2 separate regions of the Homo sapiens genome follow, and region 2 is linked to region 1. A link is a loop called in an ENCODE intact Hi-C map of the cell type or tissue named here. Cell type or tissue: dorsolateral prefrontal cortex. All regions are shown on one strand. Each heading gives the region's core, and the rest is flanking DNA. Links, peaks and the distances in the headings are about the cores only.

Region 1 (8,335 bases), core at 233-8,232:
TAAAATGTCCTGTGAAGGCGTCGCAGAGGACTTGACCAAAGGGTCTCTGGTACCCTTGTTCTTTGGTTTCAGCCACAGATGGGAATCTGGAAATACCCAAAGAGGTCTCCTTTGGGTGCTCTGCCTTCCAACCAGCCAAAGTTAAGCAAAATTCAAACTGTTGGCAGCCCTGTCCCCACCTCTAAACTCCTCCCATCCTCTCTAAGCTCCTCGGCCTCAAGCAAGGGTGGAAGAAGCCCACTGAAAACCACTCAAATATAGAAAATACCCTCCATTTTTCCAATGACCTATGTGCCACCTTTATTGACTTCCACTGACATACCCATGGCCTTCGTCAGAAGTTAGGGGACAAAATAAAAAGTGCATCATAGAAAGAATTGCAAATGTTACCTTAGAAGGACAAGCTTAAAGTTCAGTGCCTACAGACACCCATTCCCTCTGCTCAGTTTGAGCAGTTCCCTCTCTGGTATAATCCCACAGAGGTCAAGTTTATCGAAACTGGGGTGTCTTGTTCCCTCCAAAGTGGATGACACCCTTCAGATGTTTTCTTGAAGTGAGATGGGGAAGTCTGCCCACTAAGTTCCAGCGCTCACGAAATTTGAAAATGATAAAGTGATGTGTTGGAATTCAAGCTTGCAAATCCACATCTACATGTGACTCCTTATTAATAGATAATGCTGGAAGGACTGTGGCTGCAAAGTACATGTTTTGGAAATTATGTAAATATGTGTATTTATACAATGGATTATGAAAACCTTTGAAAAACAAATTGGGGTATTTACATCACAGACCTTGAGACTCCAAAAAAGTTGTTATGCTCTTTTATGTCAACTTCTGTTCACCAGCATGAGGTCTTTTAAAAAATATTGCCTAGGCAATGAAATAATGAGAGGAAACCACAGGAAAAAAATGAAAAACGTTAATGAGCCCTCCCTTCCGACCATTACTTTGCATGCTTTAAGGGGTGGAAAAAGAGTATCTTTCAGTGCAGGGAAGTTACAAACTGTGGTCAGAAATGAAAAGAGAAAGCAAGTAAGCCTTAATATAAGTCAGCTGAAACTCCATAAGAAAAGAACTACCAAGGCTGGCGGATCACTTGAGGTCAGGAGTTCGAGACTAGCCTGGCCAACATGGTGAAACCCTGTCTCTACTAAAAATACAAAAATTGCATCGTGGCAGGCACCTGTAATCCCAACTACTTGGGAGGCTGAGGCAGGAGAATCGCTTGAACTGGGAAGGTGGAGGTTGCAGTGAGCCAAGATCGTGCCACTGCACTCCAGCCTGGGTGACAGAGTGAGACTCCATCTCAAAAGAAAAAAAAAGAAAAAGAAAAGAACTGGAGCATTTACTTTTTTCTACTTGAATGAACTTTGTAGCCTGAGGGAGGGATGAAATGATTTAATTCTGGGAAAGAAAAAAAATGTGCTTTTCATCTTCAAAGCACTTTTATTTCAATAAAATAGCTCCATAACAAACATATCAAGGCTGATTAGTACTCACTGCAATTTTAAAAAATGTTGTGCTTCTTAATTTGATTTTTTAATTTGATCAATCAGAGATCCTCATGATACTCTGTGAGGTGCAGTTAATGTCTTCCTTTTGTCCATAATACTCATCACCTGAATCTTTTATTACCTAATAGGAACATTTGCCCTGTGGGAATCATCTTTTTTAAAGTTCTCAAAACTAGTGGTCTCCATATGATGTAGAAAAATGGATTTCAAAATGGATTGGCTGAAAAATAGCAAGTTGTAGATTCATGCCTATACTATGATGTGGCTATGGATTAATATCTACAATATGCTAAAAGTAATAATTAATTTTAAAAATAATAAGACAAAGCCAGGTGCAGTGGCTCACACCGGTAATCCTAAAGCTTTGAGAGGCTAAGGTGGGTGGATGGTTTGAGCTCAGAAGTTTGAGATCAACCTGGGCAACATAGTGAGACCCTGTCTCTACAAAAGATACAAAAAATTAGCCAGTCGGGGGTGTGTGCCTGTAGTCCCAGCGACTTGGGAAGCTGGGGTGGGAGGGTCGCTTGAGCTGGGGAGGTGGAGGTTGGAGTGAGTGATGATCCAGCCACTGCACTCCAGCCCGGGGGACACAGCAAGACCCTGTCTCAAAAAAAAAAAACAAACAAATTAGTAACAAGACAATATTCTATGATGTATCCATGTGTATGTGTGTATAGTGCATATATACACACACATATATATATATATTAACAGGTATGACAACTTGGTAAAGGAAACCTACTGAATTCATGATAGAGACTGGCTCTGGGGAGGAAAAAAGGAGACTAGTACAGGGTAAGAAACCAAGGAGCTTCAACTTGTCTTTATTTTTTAAAATACATTTAGGGCCGGGCGTGGTGGCTCATGCCTGTAATCCCAGCACTTTGGGAGGCTAAGGCGGGTACATCATGAGGTCAGGAGTTCGAGACCAGCCTGGCCAATACGGTGAAACCCCGTCTCTACTAAAAATACAAAAATTAGCCGGGCGTGGTGGCACATGCCTGTAGTCCCAGCTACTCGGGAGGCTGAGGTAAGAGAATTGCTTGAACCCGGGAGGCAGAGGTTGCAGTGAGCCGAGATCATGCCACTGGTTCCAGCCTGGGCGACAGAGACAGACTCCATCTCAACAAACTAAAATAACAACAACAACAACAAAAACATAAACAACAACAACAACAACAAAAAACATTTAAAAGCTCTGAAGTGAATATGGCCAAATGTCAATATTAATCAACTCCAGTAGGTGGCAGGTATATAGATATCTGTTTCTAATTATGGTTACTTTTCTGTTCTCTTCACTTTTCTGTTTAACAAAATGTAAAATGTTAAGGAAAAGGAAAACCTAGTTGAGTTCAACAGAACCAAATGATGGATGGGTGGAACCATGAATGAAGTAGCTGTTATTGGAAGGAAACAATCATAAACTCCAATGTTCAAAAATAAAATCTGATGTTCCTTTGTTTAATTCTTGGATGAAAATGAACCATCCATCGAACAGAAACCTCCTGATGCTGCTGTTGGTAACGTCTGGTTGTCACCAGCCACGGACCTTGTTTTCTTTTCATCACTGTCATGTTTCTTCTCCCTCTTTGGGGATCTGTCTTCCATGTGTTTTCTATAAAATCAGCATAACAGTTCCTAGTGAAAAAATATTTTACTGCACATGTGTAAGATTTGGGAGTATAGACTAAAGGCAGGCAAATTACAAGTAAGTTTCTGCCATGCTGTCGTTTCACCTTGATTCAGCTTAATTTGCCAATGAGGCCTTTATTCTGACATCAGATTTCTCTCTCTTGTTCCTGTCGGCAGCCTGAGCCAGGACTGTCTTAATTTGCTTGGTCACCGGGCATGTGGGAGCTTGCGTTCTGTCAAGAGCTGACACCAAACAGTTATTGGGCACTCCAAGATTTAATTCCTCCCTAGTCTCCCACTCACAGCAATCTACCTGATTCAACTTCCTCTGTTTTCCAAGCTCTTGTGGCTAGGACAGATTCTCTTAGCCTCTCAGCTACTGCTCCTCATTTTTGAGATCTGTCTTTTGCGGCTGCCAGCTGATGTCTTTATTCTGTGCTGGTCATTTTTCCAGCCCTGCAATTTGAAATTACTCATCTGATTTCATGGGTGGCTGGCAAAGGGATCTGTCAAATCTGCATACATTTAGGGGAAACTGAAAATGAAACTACATGCTGGAATTTTTTAAAGTATAGACTTTTCTATAGAGAAAAGAAAAATGTAGAAATACAGGGCAGGGGAGGTAGATATCTGTAGCTACTGGGTGACCCCCCGCCCCCCAAAATCAGTTTCTAGTTCTCCATGCTACCAATACATTTTAATCTATTTTTTAAAAAGTCATTTTGCCTTAGCTCACACCTGTAATCCCAGCACTTTGCGGGGCAGTGGTGGGTTGATTGCTTGAGTCCGGGAGTTTGAGACCCGCCTGGGCAACATGGCGAAACTCCATCTCTACAAAAAATACAAACATTAGCTGGGCATGGTGGCACACACCTGTAGTCCCAGCTACTCGGTGGGGCTGAGGTGGGAGGATCGCTTGATCCCAGGAGGTTGAGGCTGCAGTAAGCTGAGATCCTTCCACTGCACTGCAGCCTAGGTGACAGAGTGAGACCCTGCCTCAAAAAAAAGGCTGGGCATGGTGGCTCATGCCTGTAATCCCAGCACTTTGGGGAGGCCAAGGTGGGCAGATCACCTGAGGTCAGGAGTTCGAGACCAGCCTGGCTAACATGGTGAAACCCTGTTTCTACAAAAATTACAAAAAAATTAGCCAGGTGTGGTGGCAGGCGCCTGTAATCCCAGCTACTTAGGGGGCTGAGGCAGGAGAATCGCTTGAACCCGGGAGGCAGAGGTTACGGAGAGCCAAGATTGTGCCATTGCACTCCAGCCTGGGCAACAAGAGCGAAACTCTGTCTCAAAAAAAAAAAAAAAAAAAGTTATTTTCCCTCATTCTTTCTCGGGTTTGTTAAAATATCCCAGTAGTGTGGTTTGGCAGAAAGAGCATCAGAGCGTAGGCTTTGGAGCCTCCCTGGCCTGCATTCAAGCTCTGCCCATTTGGTCTTTCTAGGCCTCGGACTCCTCACACAGAGATGAAAATAATAACACTGGCATCTCTCTTTATAAATAGCGTTTTTCAAAATCTCTAATCCTCACAAACTACCAACCTATCACTCAGAATCTGTCCATACCACCCAGCAAAAATAATCACCAACAAGTGATGTTCATCCTGAACGGCCCCGACGGGACAGAGGACATGCAAAATACCAGCCTCCGGGGCCTGAGCGCAGCTGCTCTGGAACACAGACTGCTTTTGAAGTGAACAATGCAAGCGCGAGATTGATGTTTGGACAGGCTGACTGTGAAGGCCCTTCCCTCTCTGGGATTCCATGATTCTATGAATATAAATTGTTTTCTAGAAAGAAATTAATGTGTCAAGTTAAATCTGCACCCATTTATACAGAGCCACAAGACTTGACAGAAGTTCCAGTTAGTTTACTGACTTGTTTAAAAAAAACACACACACAGAAAAAACAGGTCTTGCAGCAACTGAGGTTGGACTGCTCCATGGAAAAACTTATCTGTAGCACTACAAACTGCAGAAGAATTTAGAAGGCCTCTGTGCACCGTCCTCAGCCGGTTGCACTTGTCTTCCCTTCTTCAAAATCTCATGTTGGCCATCAAGTTGATGAAGTATTTTCTCCAGGAGACCTTGAGAATTCTTTCTGTGTCATCAGGGCTCCGAACAGATGCATTTCACGGGGAGAAAGGGAACGTTATTGTTATTTGGATTCCAAAAGTGAAATCCTAAGAACAGTATCATCACACAGAATGCATTTTTGAAATAACATTTAAGGAGCGAGTAGGTGCTGGGAAAATAACTTTTATTTACAATGAGAAGTACTATCTGTGGCTAATAACTGCATATTTAATAGTAACTGCATTTCTTATTAAATATTTCAAAGATATTAAAAGAGCTTCAAATAAAAAAAAAATCTAAATGCCAGAAAGAAAAAAATCCTGATCAGTGTCTTTATTGTGATGTCACAGCTTCTCACAGAAAATTATGGACTTTGAATTTTAACTGAGAAAATAGTAGCTCACTTGATATTGTAGGTGTGTGACCAAAACATGATTATACAACATACTTCCATCAATTGAACCATATTGTGCACATTTTCACACTTGATTACATATAATATAATATCATATTTACCTCTATTCTTTGGAGTACAATCAGACTGTAAGTTCTTTGGAAATGTTTTGGTACTTTAGTATTCAGCAAAGGCATATGATGGGCCTCAATAAACACTTAACAATTAGCATTTCAGAGATGTTTTATATTCATTTCTGAGTGATTGTCAATTAGAGGGACTCTCTTCCTCTGTCCTCCAGGTGATTATTAATGATGCAGAATCCAATTTACCAGGGGCTACTATTTAAAGATCTTCTGCTCTAGTGAACTTAATAGTCTCCCATGTCCTAGGGCTCTGTAGATTTGAAAATTTGAATTTCCCTAAATCAAAGGAAATAGTGGAAAAATACTATGAAGGTAAGACCAAGGAAATGGGTAGGGTATAGCTCAGGAAGAAAAGCACATATTCTATCATGCATGAGAAAAGAAAAGGAGTCACGGGCCTGGGTAAAAACAAGCTATTAAAGTTAAAAATATGACCTTTGGTGGACGTATACACAGATGTATCCTTGGATCTTGCATCTTTGTGCATCTTGAGCATTGACAATTTACTCAGGGCATCGTGGCAGAGTGTTGAATCAGACAGAATGAGGCCACGGAACAAATTGCAACCTTCACTCCCCAACTGGAGGATGATTTAGAGAGCTCTGTCTTGACCAGAACCCAGGCTGCCACCACCCTCCTGGCCAAGTGTGGCTTGAATCAGAGAGTCTAGCAGTGGGGTGGAGAGGTGGTGCTTCTGCTTCAGTTTTCGTAAAAGGGCATTTCGTGTCACAGGTAGGAGAAAGAATGGAGTGGTTAAGAGGGTGGGCTCTATGGAAAGTGCCTGGGTTCCTGAAGTCCTATACAGCCATTTCCCAGCTCTGTCTTCTTGGGCAAGTTATTTGACCTTCTTTAAGCCTCAGTTTCCTCATCAGTAAAATGTGACAACACAGTACTTGCCTCACAGTGTTCTCTTAGGTCAAGTGATGTAATGCCTAAAAGCAGTTTGGGTGGTGCTAAATAAAAGAGGAAAAATTAGCTATGGTTTCAAAGCACTCTCCTGAGTTATGCATCATTCTTGAGACGTTATCTTATTTTTCCAATTCCTACTCTAGGACAGGTCCTCCCCCTCCACCAAAAGAGCATTGCTCTCATTTATTAATGTGAGCAGGATGTCCACAGGACATAATTTCCTGAAGGTCAGTAGAACTGCTTCTGTTAACAGCAATCACCCTCCAACTCTGCCTGATTTGCCACTGACTATGGCCCTTCCAAAGTGGAGGTTTAGTAATGAGTTCAGATGTGATTAACGTCTCCTGCTGTTGCTTGCTCTTCCCATTGTTTATGGCTTTCTGTTGCCTAATGGCTACATGTCTGGGACTCCTATTTTTAACAAACATTTAAAACCTGACAGATGACAGCTCTTAGGTTATAATTGTTTGTTAAAAATAGGATTCTCAACAGGCAGCTGTTAAATACAGAAGAGAGACTGAGTTATTAGGGAAGGTCACTGACAATAGTGATTGTTTTGACATGGACTGGAAAGTGATATAACAGAGAGCAACAGAAAATGCCAGGTCAACACCAGTGCTCTCAATCAAGAGAACTAAGGGCCGTCCATTATGCAACAGGCAGATATGGCAGAGGCGGTGCCAAGAATTTGCTTCGATCTGCCTGTACCCTGTTCTGAGACTGAGTGACCTTCTTGGAAGTGGGTGAATTTGCCCTGCTATTTCTGGCAGCAGTTCCGGTTCTCAGGCTCTTTATTCTACCAGTTGCACTTCTAAAGTAAGAAATATGTTGTCTGCTTGATACCAAGGCCCTGGTGCCAAACACATTCTTTCGATGATGTAGGGGAAAGTCCTGCATAAATTGGGCATATGAGGACAACAGGCTGAAACTCTGAAGAAGGAGAGCATGACCTTTTCCTAGCTATTTCTGGGCAACTCACCTGAGCTAATGCATCATCTTTTCCTAGGAGGAGAAAGAATGTGAACACACACACATACACCACTCACACACACACACCACTTATATGGATACACATGCATACATATTTAATAATACTGGAATCTGTATTTTTCTTATCTGTTATTAAGCTATTAAGGTTTAAAATGTGATCTTCAGTGGACGTATGCAGATGTATCCTTGGATCTTGCATCTTTGTGCATCTTGAGCATTTACAATTACTCAGGGCATCATGGCAGTGTTGAGTTAGAGACAATGAGGCCATTATTATATTCATATGATGTCTAAATTGGCTATCCAAAAGAGATATTTATCCTTCAACATGTAAAAAAGACTTGTCATTTTGAAAACCAGCCCAAGGAAAACTGTAGAAATGACTGTTCTCTTCCCCATCATTTGTCTTCTCCTCATCGTTATTTTCCTACTTATTTTGGGGTGTTTTTGGTGTATTAGATCGTTTTCGCATTTAACTTCTAACCTGAAGTTAAAAGTGAAAAGTCCCTCCAACAAGTCCCTTGTTCTCTAACCCTTCCCTGAGGCACAAATCTATTTTCCTAGGTGCTTGGTGGCCATCTCTCCCCGCATCCCCACAGATGCAAGAGTCTTAAACCACACATCCGTTTACTGTGAACTTCCCCAAACTGCTCCTCCACCTGTCTCCCATTTTGAA
Region 2 (8,335 bases), core at 76-8,075, 86 kb after region 1:
TGAACCGCTGCTTAAGAAGGAAATTCCCAGTGTTCATCTTGGCTGGGGTCAGGAATTGTTCTTGGGCCCTGTGAGGTCAGGCTTTAGCCTTTATGTATCTGCTAGTGGTGCAATGAACTTGCTTACTTTTCAGAAAAAGAAAAAGACACTTAAGTTTCTTCTACTCCCTTCTGATTTCTACAAAAAAAAAAAAAAAAAAGTTCAGTATTAAAATACAAAGACCAGAGCGACCTTTTTCTCAAGCTAATGAAAGGAAAGACGTTCCTTATTCAAATATTTATTAAGGAACTTGGGGTTACCTCTGATCGTTAACATTTTCTAATCAAGGAGCAGTGAAAATAAAAACAAGATTAATTGATGCTGTCTTAGGTTTGCAAGGCTCCAATCTTGGCTGAAGGACAAAGAAAGAATTATAGAAGATCCCCAAGGAATGGTCTCTTCTAAAAAGAAGGAACCTATTTTACAGCCTGAATCTTAGCTGGGAAGCAAGACTCACTTCAACATTGACAATGTCATGTTCCAAGTGAGGCAGAGTAGAGGTCAGAGTTTTCGCTGGCTGAAAACTGATCATTTTCATGCCAAGCTGTTGAATGATTCTGGCCATTTCAATATGGCTGGGTTCCTTGGAGAAGACGCTGAGAAGAGGATTCCTGTGCTAATGATTGATGCAGAAAATCCTCTAGGAGCTTGGGGAGCAGGATAAGGAAGGGGAAGAAGCTAAGCACAGGTTCCATCTCCAGCCAAGTCTCAACCTAGGCTCAACCCCACAGGGGAGCTCTGGAATGTAAATTAAACCTTAGAGTCAGTTCGTACTTGAGGCAGGGGAGCTGGCCTTTCAGCCCCAGGCTGTGGTCAGTCATTGGTTAAGGGTCAACCTGGGCAAGGTGAGCTTCCAGGCGCCCACCCCCACCAGCTGTCTATGAGCATGGGCAAAGTGGCTCGGGTCACCCAGGAGAGTTTTCCTCAAGAAACCAGGTGTTGGGCACACGAGGGAGATTGGTGGTATCTGGGTGTGGCACCATCAATGTCTGCTGCATCGTAAGTTTGACCTGGACAAAATCTTCATGTCTGCGGCTATTCCATTTATCTGCCTTCTAGAGCTCCCCACCGTGAGATCTGGGTTGGGATAGGTAGTGGGAATTTGCTGATTTTGGTTGCCCAATTTCAATTCCCCATTTTAATCATTGTAATTTAATTATTAAAGCAATTTAGCAATATTAAAGTAATAGTAATTTCAGGAAACTCTTCTCTTTCTTGGTCTGTATCTGTTGGCAGAGATGATCAACACAGACCCCGGAGACGGGTGTATATGTCAAATTCTAGGCAATCAGCACATTCCTCTCTCTCTGGCCCAGTGACTGGTTCAGGGATGGTGCCTTGGCCAGCAGTCAGATACAAGGAATTACTCTGGCAGTTTTTAATCAGAAAGGTATTCAACACAAAGCAACAGGTGCTCATGAAATCACTGGAAGGACTGAAGGAGCAGGCTCTGGCTGGGTTTCCTGAAAGATGCCCATTGCCCACCAGTGATCAAACAAGAAGGCAGAGAGTGAGGAGGCCCCCACTAGAACCCCTGTATTCAAGAATACATCCAGTTGCTACAGGCTAGGGTTCTGAAGCTTTTCAACATCTGAGAAGCTAGAGACTGGACACTGAAACAACCGTCCTGGGCCAGGAGCCACAGCAAGAAAAGAGTGCCTCTCTCACGGCTGTCTTTCAAATCTCACCCTACCACATCCTGTGGCTGGGACCTGATGTGCTTGCAGAACCCCAGCTTAGAGGGAGGCTGTGGATGTATATTTCAGTTTTCCAGCCTTTGCAGTATACGGAAGCCCCAGAAGGAGGTCAGAGTGGGCTCTGTGGGCCAGCTCACCATGTCCCCTACCCTAGATGGGCACATAGCCCAACTCAAGCTACAGGGGTCAGGGCAGGACTTTGGTCTGGCTAACGAGGGGAAGGGAAGCCCTCTTTGTTTCCTGCTGGATGTGAACATGAGAGGAAGTAGGTTTGGAGCTGCTGGAAGCCATCTTGACATCATATAAGGTCTAAGAATGAGACTAGTACGTAGCAGAGGACAGAACCAGTTTGAGAGACCTACAGAGGCAAAGAGAGGGGAGGTGACTTATTTCAGATCATCTAACGGTGTGGGCGGAGGTGGATCTAGAACACCAATTGCCTGACTCCCAGGCTATGCCTTTCCCCACCATGCAGCCCCTGCCTCTGCTTAGAACCTGTGGTCGCTTTGCTCTGGTCAGCAGCACTCCTAGCAGCCACGGAAGGGTTTCAGAATCCCTCTTTATTAAATAAAGTAGCTGACTGATCTGACCCCTCCCAGCAAGTGGAGCTGCCTGTAGATGGGGCCTTAGCAGAAAAGCGCTCAGAACACATTTTTGCAGCAGACCTGGTGGAGCTAGGGTGTGTATGAATAACTTATAGCTGGAGCCTGCCCCGAGGAGCTCAGCACTAGCTTTGAAAACACCCTAGGGGTTCTCTCCGAGTGGCACAGTGAAATGTGGCCACACCGGTTCAGGCTATTTTAAGCTTCAGAAACCAAGAGAGGTGAGGGGGGGTGAACCAGTGGGCTCTGAGGGCAGTTGAGTTCCAGGCAGCTTTCTCTGTGCCTCCAAGGTCATCTTGGGCCCTTCCCCTGTCACTGGGACCTTGCCTTCCTCTTCTCTCTTCCTTCTGAAAGGATGGGAAGGAAGGGCCCTTCTGACTTCAGGGGGCTGAGCCAAGAAGGAGCCAGAGTGGGAGGGGCTGGAGCACCTGGTCCTGTGGACTCAGTTCAGGCAGTGAAAAGGCAAAAGCATTGCCAGCCAGATCCTGAGCAATATCTTCACACTTATTTATTATATTTATCTTATTGAATCCCCTTAATAATTCTTTGAGGTAGGTAAAACCATTCTCTCCATCTGTCACAGGAAAAAATAGAGGTGCAGAGAAAGTAAGTAGCCTGCCCAAGGTCATACAGCACAGCTGGGGTTTCAAACCAGGTGGGTCCAAACTCCTAACTACTATGCTGTGTGGCCTCAAAACCCAACAATAATCAGAGCTAACTTCACTACATATACACTACTTCCTATTCCTCCCAACTGCTCTAGAAGTTCCATGGCATAAGCCCCAATCTTCAGATTAGGAAACTGAAGCTCAAAGAGCTTAGAAAGTCTGCCCAAGGACATACAAGTGAAACACAGCCGCAGTTCCAGGACTTGAACCCACTTCTCTCGCCATGGCCTGGGTTCTTACTGTTGTATTGTGAACAGATTTTTAGTGTTCTGAAACAATTTCACATCTTTTCATAGGACACCAACTTCAATCCCCTCTTCATTTTACACTGCAGAAACTAAGGTTCTAAAAGTTTAGATGGCTTGTCCAAGGTCACACAACTAATGGCTAGATGGGCTAGAACCCAGACTATGGACTTTTCAGCAGTGTGTTAACAAACTTTTCTTTCCCATGGATTTACATTAGAATTTCAGGGATATTTTATCTTCCTTTCTAGCTAATCTTCATTTCACAGTGGCTTCCACGACTTTGGCTTTGGGTTTCTCTGTATGTTTGCCTTATCCTCTGTCAAATAGTTAATGATCTGTAATGCACAAAGAGGAGACTGAGGTAGGGTACCTGTAATTGCAGCAGATATTTCTATTAGGAATATCCTCCTTTTCAAAACCTGGACCTTCCTGTAATACAGTGTTGACACCAGAATCCTTTGCCACTGAACCACACTGTAATACATAGGCCCCACCATTGTGTCACTCATAATCCTTTGCCACTGAACTACACTGTAATACGTAGGCCCCACCATTGTGTCACCCATAATCCTTTGCTACTAAACTACACTGTAATATTATACAGGCCACACCATTGTGTCACCCATAATCCTTTGCCACTGAACTACATTGTAATACACTGGCCCCACCATTATGCCACTCATAATCCTTTGCCACTGAACCACACTGTAATATGTAGGCCCCACCATTATGTCACCCATAATCCTTTGCCAATGAAGTCCTAAGCACAGCTGCACTAAGACACAACAAATTCTGGTAGGTACTGCTTTATACTTTCCTTGTAGACACTTGTTTGGGGCCTGGAAAGGGTAAAGCAGTGAGAGAGACAAAAAGCCAAAAGGGGGAACCAATAGACACTCGATGTGACTTGCTTTTTCTTGAGTACTTTAGATGATACCATTTTAAATATGGTCACAAGGATGGCCAGAAGTCACATTTTCATTCCTTGATTTACCCTCATCCTTTCAGTAAATCAACAAATATTCATTAAAGCTTCTCTCTGTGCCAAGCACTATCAAAGCCAGGCACTGAGGGTACAGCAATGATCAAATTGGGTCTGTCCTCTTGGAGTGCACAGTCTACTGAGAGAGACAAAAATGTGGATTCCCAGCTCCACAGCTGTGTGCTATCACAAGGACAGGGTCAGTGAAGAACAAAGTATGTGGCCATTGGCTCCTGCTTGGGTGGGAAGCGTGCTATGCTTGAACTTTATGGAGGCCCAGGAGGTGGCCCAGCAGCTCCTCAATGGTGGGTGGGTGGTGGTGGGTGGAGGGGCATTTCAGGCAAAGGGAATGTTACATGAAGGCCTGTGGCTGGAATAAGCTATGAGGGTGGAGGATGGATAGGTGGGTGAGGAAACTGCAAGAAGCTGAGTATTTCTGGAGAGAAAGGATCTGGAGGGAAACTGGGGAGAGTGGTTGCAGAGGGAAGGATGGGGTTGAAGAACATGGCAGGTTGGGGTTTGGAAAGTCCTGGGTATGGAAACGAATTGATATTGTCTTTTGGGGCAGTGATGAGCATTGAAGAGGGTAAACAGGAATGTGGCACTACCACCTTTGTATTTTGGAAAGCTCCCTCTGGCTGTGGGTGGAGGATGAGCAGGACAATGAGTGAGACCAGCAACTGGGAAGCCATTTGGAAAGGATGTCAATGACCAGAAAGAGGAGTGAAATGGCACCAAGTGCCTCCACTAGAACAGAGAGGTGGAGACAGGGACAACGTGAGGCATGAATTGAGATATTTAAGGGGAAACCAAGAAAGGCATTCAGAATAAGTGCCAAACTTTTGAACTAGGTATTTGGGTGGCATGCACGCTATAAAAGGGAGAGAAGCTTTCTGAAAATACTAAAAAAAATAATATAAATGATTATACTATACAGGAAGTTAGGAAAAGAGAGAAAAAAATACCCACCACCAACCCTATCACTGCAGCACAACCAGTATGCCTGTTTTGATTTATTTCCTACCAATAGTTCTCGCTAGTTTGTAACCCAAAATTAATTTCTTAGGTGGCTCTTTTTCTTCAATATTGGATGGTTAATGGGAAACACTGTCTGCTCCTTGAAGCCCAGGAAAGACTCACTTTTTGACTTATTGCTGGAGGCTCCATTCCCGTTTGTTATTCTGAGAAAGGCCAGATTTCTTGCATATCTAAGAGCCAGTCACTTTGACCCAGGACTTGATGGCAAAGATTTTACAGTTTCGTTTGTTCTATAGCTTGGTGCATCCAATTACTTGTTCCCTTCTACCTCCCCATGGGCCATAAAAATGATCAAGTAGATGGAACACCTTATACCTTTGTGTCCTGGAAAATTCAGCCTGGGGTGTCAAGAAATGACAATATTCAAATCAATCCTTACGGTGGCCTGTGAGGCCCACTTCTTGGAGAAGTTGGAAAATCGGTTTTTCATTTAGTACTCTGGCGTTTTCACTGCCAGGATCGTCTCTGAGCACAGTTCAGCTTCCTGCCTTGCTCCACAAGGAGTGTCCAGCCTGGAAAATAAATGGTAATTGATGAGAGGCCTACAGAAAATTTGCCCTGGCTCTGGCTGGCTCTAGTGGGTCAGAACAATTCGCTATTGGCAAGCTCTGAGCTTTTCATAGGCATGGAGAGAAAGCCGAAGCCTTCTTTGGGGGAGGTATTATGCAGAATGTCAGCAGCCTTGGCTTTTAATAAAAGGCCTCAGGGGACACCAGACCGTGCCCTAATTCTGGGTTATCAGGCCTGAGGGTGATCTTAGGCAAAGTAGACATTTGATGGAGAGAAGCAAGTCGGGAAGAAGAGCCAAAAATCAGTTTGCTAAATGGGAGTGCAGTTTTAATGGAGCTTTGGCAAACATAAGGCCAGTGGATTCATTCCTTGGATTCTCCCTTTCCTCTGCGGCTACGAGGAGACTTCCGTCTCCTGGATCTCATCTGCTGGGAAGCAAAGTGGTGATCAATGAATTCAGGGCAGGAGGGAGATGAAAAGTAGCAGATGGACAGTGAGGAATTGGGAAAACGCTGATGACCAAAAGCAGGCGCTGGAACAGTCTTTATCTCTCACATGCCCTTGTTCAGGGTGAGCCGGATGGCATCCAATGCTATGTTCTCTGGGGTTTTGCCCAGGCTAATTTTACATGACAATGGCTGCTCTATGCTCTTTCATGGAGCATTGGAATGGCTTTGCATGTCCCATGTGGCCTGGCGGCCAGAGCTGGAAAAGGCTCCCTCTTGGACTTCCGGCTCAGCCCAGCAACCCGGCGAGGGACACAGGCTGAGTTACCCAGGAGGCCAGACGAGCATTTCCCCTGGCCGTCCCCACTGCTCTTACAGAAGGGAGCTTTCACCAGTCACATGCAGGGCTGTCCAGAGCACAGTGGGTCACTGTCCCTGACCACTGGGCTTTTTCAAGCTGGATAAAATGAACTTGGACTTTTCACTCCACTAGGTCACGAGAGATTTTGCAAGACAGTGTGTCACAGTGTTTGCGTGGCTTCCCGTGGGCCTCGCTTTTCACATTTTGTCCACGTGAAAATGCCTGGTGCAGCCCGAGAAAGAAAGTCGCCTGGAAGCCCCTGCCAGGTGGGGCCCAACCAGCAAGAGTAGAAACTTAGTAGTCAGCAAAGCTGCAAAGTGGGTTTGAAATTTACTGATCTCTTTAAGGCTATATGAAGAAAATCAAAAGGCTTTTTTTTAAAAAAAATAGAATTGAAAGGAAACCACTGATAAAGGAATTGAGACAAACAAGGAAAAATGTAAGCACTCTGTTCTTTTGAGAGCCTTAAAGGCAGCGAACGGGGAAATGCCACAAGCTGTGACCCATGGTGAGCACACTTCTCAGGTGTCTCATTTCCATGTGCATACAAAGGGGAGATTCTTGTTTCCAAGTGGCCTTCATAAAAAGATATAACTTAGTGAGGGAAATAAGTTATAATTACCATCATTATTATTTGGTTTGTTCTTTCAATCAAAGTAGCTCTTAAATAGAGTAGTCTAGTGCAACTTGTTCTCTTAGGTCCACATGCAGCCAAGAAGGCCTGCACAGCCCCACATTCACACCTAGGGTATGAGTCTGGGCTCGACACTCCCCATAAGGAAGTCAATCTCTTATTAACCCCATCGGGACCCTCCACTTACAAGGCTCGTAGGCTTCCTTTGTTTAAGTGTGTGGTTCCCGATCTCAGAGACAGAGCCAAGTAGAACCTTCCTAATTCTTTGGGGAGCAAGTGATAGAAGCCAAATTTAAACTACCCTATAAGCCCAGAGAAAGGATGGGAAAGGGGCTTGAAATTGATTAGGTCATGTGGCTGGGAAGAGGGAACCCCCAAAGGAAAAAAATATTCCCAGAAGAATGGGAAAGAGGAGTGAGGTGGGCAGAAATAACATGTGTCCCCCTGAACCTCTGCCGTGGCACCCAGAAGAGACAGTAGCATTGGCTTCCTTCCCCTCCTTCACCCTCACAGATGCCTACTGCTTTTCTCTTGTCACTGGGTCATCGCCTACCAGGGGACTCTTCCTTCATCTCAACCCATCTTTTCCCACTTTGAGCACATGGCACATATCCCAGGGAAGGTCCTATTTGCATATTTCAGGCAGATCAAGGATCAGAAAATAGCTTTGGACTCCTACTGACCCAAGAGTGCTGAACTGAAAGGATTCTACAGTGTTAAAATCTTGCATCAAGGTTGAAGTTGGTGTAGCGAGGAGAGATGAAAGTTCTTCGTTTTCTATCTCGGTAAATTGCCAATTGACAAGATTCCAAGGAGTGGGCTTTTGACTATGTTCAATTTGCACTGCTTCGAATCATCCAAAAGCCAATATTGATGGCTCATTGTGCTGACTAAGGTAAAGGATGGAAGAGGAGACTAAGTGTTTTGGTTTGTCTCTTGATTGTGTTGGAAAAGGGATCTACTTGAGTGATCTCAGTTAATGATTCGATTCTTATGCTACAACTTCATGGAGATTCAACAATAGGGCTGCATGGGCACTGGGCATCGTGAAGAATGCAGATGGGAAATGGTTTTCGATTTATGTTGGGCATGTCAATAGTATGTTTCTTT

The links. Peaks named below come from ENCODE experiments on the same cell type or tissue, not always from the same donor. Only the 100,000 strongest peaks of a DNase experiment are listed, where the experiment ranks them.
Region 2: it touches region 1 in a loop (7-fold over the local background); 2 of 110 quality-filtered maps call a loop at or near these places.

What each region holds. Positions count from the first base shown.
Region 1 is chr10:114,063,551-114,071,885 of GRCh38, reverse strand. All of the region lies in intron 1 of LOC124902554 (a long non-coding RNA gene), which reads left to right. Among named protein-coding and RNA genes, the nearest start is that of ADRB1, 24 kb to the right of the region's middle. In dorsolateral prefrontal cortex, for the core only: no CTCF peak of the experiment used is centred there; DNase peaks (open chromatin) are centred at 4,795 and 7,361; H3K27ac peaks cover 3,382 bases.
Region 2 is chr10:113,977,151-113,985,485 of GRCh38, reverse strand. No RefSeq gene overlaps it. Among named protein-coding and RNA genes, the nearest start is that of ADRB1, 63 kb to the left of the region's middle. RefSeq lists enhancers at 1,990-2,059, 2,160-2,239. In dorsolateral prefrontal cortex, for the core only: CTCF peaks have their summits at 4,693 and 4,895; a DNase peak (open chromatin) is centred at 6,485; H3K4me3 peaks cover 803 bases; H3K27ac peaks cover 2,170 bases.